Linked DNA regions of Homo sapiens: region 1 is linked to region 2. The links are chromatin contacts, found by Hi-C or POLR2A ChIA-PET in ENCODE. All regions are on one chromosome and are shown on one strand. The core of a region is the stretch at or near the end of the contact, and the rest is flanking DNA. Distances in the headings are between cores, read along the strand shown. Region 1 has its middle 96 kb from the start of SPATA31D4. Region 2 has its middle 130 kb from the start of TLE1.

Region 1 (3,821 bases), core at 242-2,741, 270 kb before region 2:
TAATTTTTAATTTCTTTGTAGAAATGGGGTCTTGCTATGTTTGCCAGGCTGAATTCAAACTCCTGGCCTCAAGCGATCCTCCCACCTCGGTCCCCTAAAGTGCTGGGATTATAGGCGTGAGTGACCACGCCTGGCCTTCAACAGCCTTATGAAGGGAAGGTTTCAGTCTTATTCACTTTGTATAGATGCAGAAACAGAAAGTTTAGCAAATAGCTTGCCCAAGGCCACACAGCCACCCAGTGGCAAGGCACAGGCTTGACCCCAGGTCATCTGACTTCAAAGCCGAAGCACTAACACCAGGACTTGAACTGGGGCCAGGCAGTAAGGACACGCTCACTGATCTGCTGTGAAATGAACACAACAAAAACCAAAAGACCAAGGACCTTTCATTCGGGGATAGGTTTATTAAATATATCTTCCTCCTTGTGAGTCACATGTTTATCTTCTGCTGTCCACATGGTAACCATTGTGATCTTGAACTTTCCATTTTTTTTCTTTTCTTTTTCTTTTCTTTTTTTTTTTTTTTGAGACTGGGTTTCACTCTTGTTGCCCAGGCTGGAGTACAATGGCGCTATCTTGGCTCACCGCAACCTCCACCTCCTGGGTTCAAGTGGTTCTTCCGCCTCAGTCTCCCGAGTAGCTGGAATTACAGGCATGTGCCACTACACCCAGCTAATTTTGTATTTTTAGTAGAGACGGGGTTTCTCCATGTTTGTCAGGCTAGTCTCAAACTCCTGACCTCAGGTGATCCACCCGCCTCGACCACCCAAAGTGCTGAGATTACAGGCGTGAGCCACCGCGCCGGGGCAAACTTTCCATTTTTCATTGCCTGACTTTTAAGTGCTGCCACCTCACCTCCCCTAACGAGGACCCATTTCTTAAATGCATTTATATTTACAGGAGAGCAAGTGAATAGATAATATAATGGCTTTCTTCTGCCGTGGTTTCCACAAGAGTAAAAAGTCCAGCCCTTTCCTATCATAACTGGCTGGAAACATTCCACATCGGAGATGTCAAGTCATAACAATGTGGGGGAAAAAAACCCACTTTGCTCTCAGAACTACACAGTGCTATAGAAAAGACATTCTTAAAAGCTGTCTGCAATATCCTTCATTAATTTCCTCTGGTAAGGCATCTCAGACAAAGGGGTCTTATAAATGGATTAAATGTGGCTGGGTGCAAAAGTACAGTAAGCCCTCTGTGAGATGCTTTTGAGGGTGGACACCAAAACAGGGGCTTCCTTCATGAGGGTTCCCAGCAAACAGCTGACTTGAAGTTTTGTGGCCAGTAATAACCTCCTTCAAAATAAACCACTTATACCATTGCTTGACAGTGCCCCATCAATTATACCAAGAATGTGTGGCTTTTCTACCCTGGCAAACATCATCCACGTTGACAAAAGGATAAACAGAGGGAGGAGGCCGGAATGCTCCTTCAATGCTGTCACTGAACTCCACCATTTTTTGGCCTGTGCCTGGGCTCAGCATCTTCCTCAGCTGGAAGAAGTCTGGGATGGGGCCAGGCATGGTGGCTCATGCCTGTAATCCCAGCACTTTGGGAGGCCGAGGCCGGTGGATCACGTGAGGTCAGGAGTTCGAGACCAGCCTGACCAATATGGTGAAACACCATCTCTAGTAAAAATACAAAAAATTAGCCGGGCGTGGTAGCACATGCCTGTAATCTCAGCTATTTGGGAGGCTGAGGCATGAGAATTGCTTGAACCCAGGAGGTGGAGGTTGCAGTGAGCCGAGATTGCACCACTGCACTCCAGCCTGGGTGACAAGAGCGAAACTCCATCTCAAAAAAAAAAAAAAAAAGAAAGAAAAGAAAAGAAATTACAGAATTACAGAATGTGGAACCTGGAGGATCTCTCCAGAAACATCATAATTTCCATAAAGCAACAACTTCAAAATTCCTCCAAACTCAAAACAGCTTTCATAGGCCACTCCCCAGATCATAACAAGAAACAATTTTGTCTGACACTTATTCTGAAGTGCTATGCCTTGAAATCATAGCTATATAGTTTTATTTGGCTTTTCTTTAGTTAAGTAACGCAAGTAATCGCCAAATTAATATCCCTAGAAAACTTAATTAAGCCTTTCTCCTAAATAATTTTTTTTGCTCTTAAAAATGAAACCAAATATGTCAACAACAGTGGAAAGAAAAAAAAATCTCAAAAAAAGGCCCTATGTTCAGGAAATGAGAAAATTAAAGAGAAAAATTCTTGCACTTACACCAAATAAATCATATTATACTGGGTGTCATCCAAACCAAGATTTTTTTCTCAAGGAAACTGCAAACAAGATGGCTTGAAATTAAAGTCTTCATTCTCCACCCAGCCAAGCAATCTCCCAGAAAGTCAGTCTCCATTATGTCCTGAGGTATCTAGAGAAGGATGTTCCACTGCTGGTTTCAGCTGGCTGCATTCTGTCTGAGATTAGAGTTTTTCAGAGGAGTGCGTTACAGGTGTGCGTGTGTGTGTGTGTGGTTGCAGGAGCCAGCAGCAGCATTCAGAAGTACCAAGAAAGCATTGTCCTGAAGGGTAGAATAAGTACCACACCAAACACTGTGTGGACAAGCTTGCTGGCTGTACCAGGAGAAGGGCTGCTCACCTGTTTTCAACACCCCTCTTTCCTTCCAGGCACGCTCAGCCCTCCTTTAGACAAGAAAGGGAAAGAAACTGGAGGTGAGGCTGCGCACGGTGGCTCACACCTGTAATCCCTGCACTTTGGGAGGCCGAGGTGAGTGGATCACCTGAGGTCAGAAGTTCAAGACCAGCCTGGCCAACATGGTGAAACGCTACTTCTACAAAAATACAAAAAAGTAGCCAAGCATGATGGCAGGTGCCTGTAATCCCAGCTACTCTGGAGGCTGAGGCAGGAGAATCACTTGAACCTGGGAGACAGAGGTTGCAGTGAGCCGAGATCACCTGTTGCAGTGAGCCGAGATCACGTCACTGCACTCCAGCCTGGGCGACAGAGCGAGACTCCGTCTCAAAATTAAAAAGAAAAAAAAAAAAGAAAGAAACTTGAGGTGACACTGAGCTAGCTAGGCAAGAGAGGCATAGGCATAAAATAAGGAAGGCCAACTTCCAGCTACTCACAAATCCAGAGGATGTGTTGTTTTACCTTCCACATTATTCACGTTAATGTCTGGAGCTGACGAGCAGAAAATATGACTGTTAGGATGTTGAGAGAAAGAGAAACATGACTCCACAGTGCATACATATTTCAAAACATGATGTTGTACACCATTACACAAATTGTATAAATATACACAATTTTTGTTTTTTGTTGAGACAGAGTCTCACTCTCTCGCCCAGGCTGGAGTGCAGTGGCGCAATCTCAGCTCACTGCACCCTCCACCTCCTGAGTTCAAGCAGTTCTCCTGACTCAGCCTCCCAGGTAGCTGGGATTATAAGCATGCACCACTATGCCCGGCTAACTGTTTTGTGTTTTTAGTAGAGACGGGGTTTCACCATGTGGGCCAGGCTGGTTTCGAATTCCTGACCTCAAGCGATTTGCGCACCTCAGCCTCCCATAGTGCTGGGATTACAGGAGTGAGCCACCACGCCTGGCCAAATATACACAATTTTTATTGGTCAAAATTTAAAAGAAAGCTATGAATGTAGTGGCAGGAAAGACTAGAAGTGAGGGATGGTCATTCCGACACTTGTCTCAGCTAAATCCAGGCTCAGCCTCTTGAGTGTCGCACTTTATCTTCAAATGGTGGACTCTGGCCGGCAATTTGGAATTTCTGGACTTCCTCTATTGCACTGAAGATATTTATTTGGGTAGTTGGGCCTCCTTCCTCTTAAAATG
Region 2 (3,891 bases), core at 308-2,807:
AGAGCAAAAGCAATGTCTGTGGCTACCTGAAGATACCCACTACGACAGCCAGCCTCCAAACTGACCTCCAGTTATCCTTGCCTCCTGCTATTCACGCTCTCGTGCAGTCCTTTCCTACCTCGCACTGGGGCTAACCTATGTGAGCAATAGAATACTAAACAAAGTGACAGCCTCAGACTTTCTGCCTTGGCCTCTTGGATTGCTTCCTTTTGGGGAAGCCAGTTGCCATTTTGTGAGGTCACTCAAGCAGCCATCAGTGGAGAGGAACTCAAGCCTTTGCTTGACTTTAGCCTGCCAATATCTGGCTGCAACCTCATCAGAGACCCCAAGCCAAGCCAGAACTGCCAGCCACATGTGTCCTGAATTCCTGATCCACAGAAACCATGAGAAATAATAAATGAGTATTGTCACTTTAAGCCATTAAGTTTTTTGGTGGTTTGTTATGCAGCATTAGGTATTCACAGAAATGCCTATATTCAGTTGAAAAGGATGCTCGAACTAGAAAATGAATTCCTGCATGTCACTTCATATTTGACTTCAACATGAATCCACATAATACCCATCAGCCTATCGAGAAGTATTTGTTGAGCAAATGCCATGTGGCAAACACTGTGCTAAGCTGGAAATACAGAGCTACACAAGGTATGGCCCCTGCTCTCAAGCAGCTCTTGATGTCATTTCTAAGACAAGACAATAGCTATTTGGGAGATAAATATGACTGTTGAAAAGTTAACAACATAAAATAGAAATTTAAGGGATGGTGATTTCAGAGGAAGGTAAGAGACCTTAGGGTTCGGTTAGCATAAAACATTTTTATTGTAGAGATGGGCATGGACCTACACGAAAACACAGATCTAGAATATTTGCAGTTCTCAAACTTTAGAATGCATCAGAACACCTGGAGAGCTTAAAAGTCAGATTTCTGGACCCTATTCCCAGAGTTTCTGATTCAGTTGGACTGGAGTGGAGGTCTAAGAATTTGCATTTGTAACAAGCTCCCAGATGTACTGATGATGCTGGTGTAAGGGCTACCCTTTGAGAAACCACATACCTCTAGATGCCTGCCACTCAGCGTGGTTCACACACCAGCAGCAGAAATGTCTCCTGGAACCTTGTTAGAAATGTAGACTCTCAGACCCCCACCTTATGCCTACTAAATCAGATTCTGCAAGTTAACAAGGTCCCCAGGTGTCTCACATACACAGGGAAGCTTGAGAAATCCTGCTGCAGAGGGTAGATGGGTTATGCTCCCTTTAGCAAGCTGGGCAAGAGCTGGATTTGCTGGGCACATCTGAGGTCAGGTATGACTTGTGTGTATGTGAGAATTTTTCTCGATGGTCACCCCGTTTGGGTTTCATTGATTTTCTCAGGCAGACCTTTTTTTGTTTTGTTTTGTAACTCATTGATTTTTGCGGCAGACTGAGTCCTCCTCATCAGTTCTCTGCAGGTAATTTCAATTCATTTTGATTCACTTCCTCACCGCCTTGGCATTTCTCCACCCGCACTTGGCAGTACCACTAATTGTGCTTGCCCGTGAGTGACTGGATATGACACAACTGTGGAAAACTGCAAAAGGTCAAGGGGTTACTGCCTTGTGCAAAAGCAGAGAGGCCTGCATGCCTTTTGGAAAGCCAGGAAATTTGAACCAGGGCCAGGCACAGGAGCCCCGTGATGTTCATGCTTTTCACCAAGTAAGAAGCAGGTGACAAAATGAACATGGCTGTGGCAATGCTTTGAACACAGCTGAAAAATTCTATGCTTGCTCAAGGCGAATGGGCTGTTTTCCACTGGTGATTATGAGATAGATATGGTGACATCAACTGCTCTAATGTTCAGCCCAAGGAATTTTATCTTATGTCTTTTGTGCTCACATGAAGGCCAAGCCACTCCCAGGGACAGAGGAGGCCATTGTGTCTGCTCTGTCATGTCAGGACACAGGGAAAGCCCCATTCCTCACATCTCCCTGTCTAAAAATTTCCTTGCTTTCTTCTCTGTTTTGTGGGTTTTCAAATTTTATCCCGTCAATTGAAATCACACGTTAGCCACGCTCTTCTGGGAGTAACAAGCTGCTAATGTTCCCCCTTTCATTCAACTGCCATTCAGCAAACATTCTCTGTCTTTGGACAGACAAAGACGATTAAGACAATGCCTTTTTTCAAGGGGGAGGAAACACGCTTACTTTCAAAAACTGCAAATCAGTGTGCTATGTATTGTATAAATACTGCTAAATTTATACAATCATTCAGTTCTCTTAGGCAGAGGTTCCCAAACTTTCTCTGTTCACGGTACCCAGTGATGTTTTCATGGCACTCCAAACCTAAAGAAAATATCTACAGTTCTGCTTTTTTTTTTTTTTTTTTTTTTTTTTTGAGACAGAGAGACAGAGTCTTGCTCTGTCTCCCAGGCTGGAGTGCAGTGGTATGATCTCAGCTCACTGCAACCTCTGCCTCTTGGGTTCAAGCAATTCTCCTCCTTCAGCCTCCTGAGTAACTGGGACTACAGGTGCACACCACCACGCCCAGCTAATTTTTGTATTTTTAGTAGAGACAGGGTTTCACCATGTTGGCCAGGCTGGTATTGAACTCCTGGCCTCAAGTGATCCTCCCCTCTCGACCTCCCAAAGTGCTGGGATTATAGGCGTGAGCCACCATGCCTGGCCCAGTTCTGCTTATTAAGTAATTAGGGTAAAACAACTTAATAGTACCTGCGCCCTATATATTACTTAGTAAACATTTAAATAAATACACATAAATCGGAAGAAAAAAAATTTTTTAGATGACCACACTTACTAATGAGATTGTGTACGCTAGTTGAGAACACTACGGCTTCTCAAATTATGGAAGCACCACCAACCCTCACTTTCTGTTTCATATTGAATTTTGTGACCTCATGTTAAAACTGAACTAGTTGAGGCTAGCAGTTTGTACAGTGTCTGGCAGTTGTTAAGTACCTCTGTGTTTCTCTTGAGAATTTAAAATATCTCATGGTATCTCTATGAGTTTGCTGGGGAACCACAGGGAACCATGAGGTCTTATGTAAATACTGAAAAAATAGGCAACTCGAAAAATCCTGGAGCCGTGTATTAGTCCATTTTCATGCTGCTGATAAAGACATACCTGAGACTGGGCAATTTACAAAAGAAAGAGGTTTAGTGGGACTCACAGTTCCACGTGGCTGGGGAAGCCTTACAGTCACGGCGGAATACAAGGAGGGGCAAGTCCTCTCTTACATGGATGGCAGCAGGCAAAGAGAGAATGAGGAAGACGCAAAAGTGGAAACCCCTGATAAAACCATCAGATCTCGTGAGACCTACTCACTACCATGAGAACAGTAAGGGAGAAACTGCCCCCATGATTCAATTACCTCCCACCGGGTCCCTCCCACAACACGTGGGAATTATGGGAGTATAATTCAAGATGAGATGTGGGTGGGGACACGGAGCCAAACCACATCAAGTGCATATTGCTCAGTCTCCTCAAGGACTCAAATTTATTAAAGTGCATTCCAATGAACAAATGTTAAAAATGAGGTCCATTTTTTTTCTGATGTTATTTAGATTCATTATCCCATTATCTAATTCATTTTTTTAACCCATTTTAAGGTCTCTGATACTGTAAATAGTTTTGTTGGTTTAGAATTATTTCTGTCATAAGTTTATTTATTATAATATACATACAGTAAAAAGAGCAAGGGTGCTTCGAGCAAGTGTCTTCTTGCTGGGTTTTTACATAGGTATACACTATTGCTGTGTGGGCTGGATAATTCTTTGTTGTGGGGGACTGTCCTGTGCAATACAGGATGTTTAGCAGCCTCCCTGGCCTCCACCCTCTGGGTACCAGCGGCATACCCACCCAGTTGTGACAGCCAAAAATATCTTCAGACATTGCCAAA

The links. Hi-C counts contacts between places; a loop is a spot of excess contacts on that map. ChIA-PET counts read pairs that join two places held with the same protein, here RNA polymerase II (POLR2A). Pooled maps may share reads with other maps.
Region 1: a pooled map shows a loop between it and region 2 (2.6-fold over the local background). The contact joins two enhancer-like sites. A Hi-C loop is called at or near these places in 2 of 168 maps with a recorded cell type or tissue (Calu3 and PC-9) and 2 of 50 pooled maps. POLR2A ChIA-PET finds 5 or more read pairs at or near these places in 1 of 52 experiments (B cell).

The regions. Positions count from the first base shown.
Region 1 is chr9:81,830,266-81,834,086 of GRCh38, reverse strand. No RefSeq gene overlaps it. Among named protein-coding and RNA genes, the nearest start is that of SPATA31D4, 96 kb to the left of the region's middle. Within about 2 kb of position 1,491, at least 3 of the 41 ENCODE cell types and tissues checked have a DNase peak (open chromatin) inside an H3K27ac peak, as active enhancers do.
Region 2 is chr9:81,560,582-81,564,472 of GRCh38, reverse strand. No RefSeq gene overlaps it. Among named protein-coding and RNA genes, the nearest start is that of TLE1, 130 kb to the left of the region's middle. Within about 2 kb of position 1,557, at least 10 of the 41 ENCODE cell types and tissues checked have a DNase peak (open chromatin) inside an H3K27ac peak, as active enhancers do.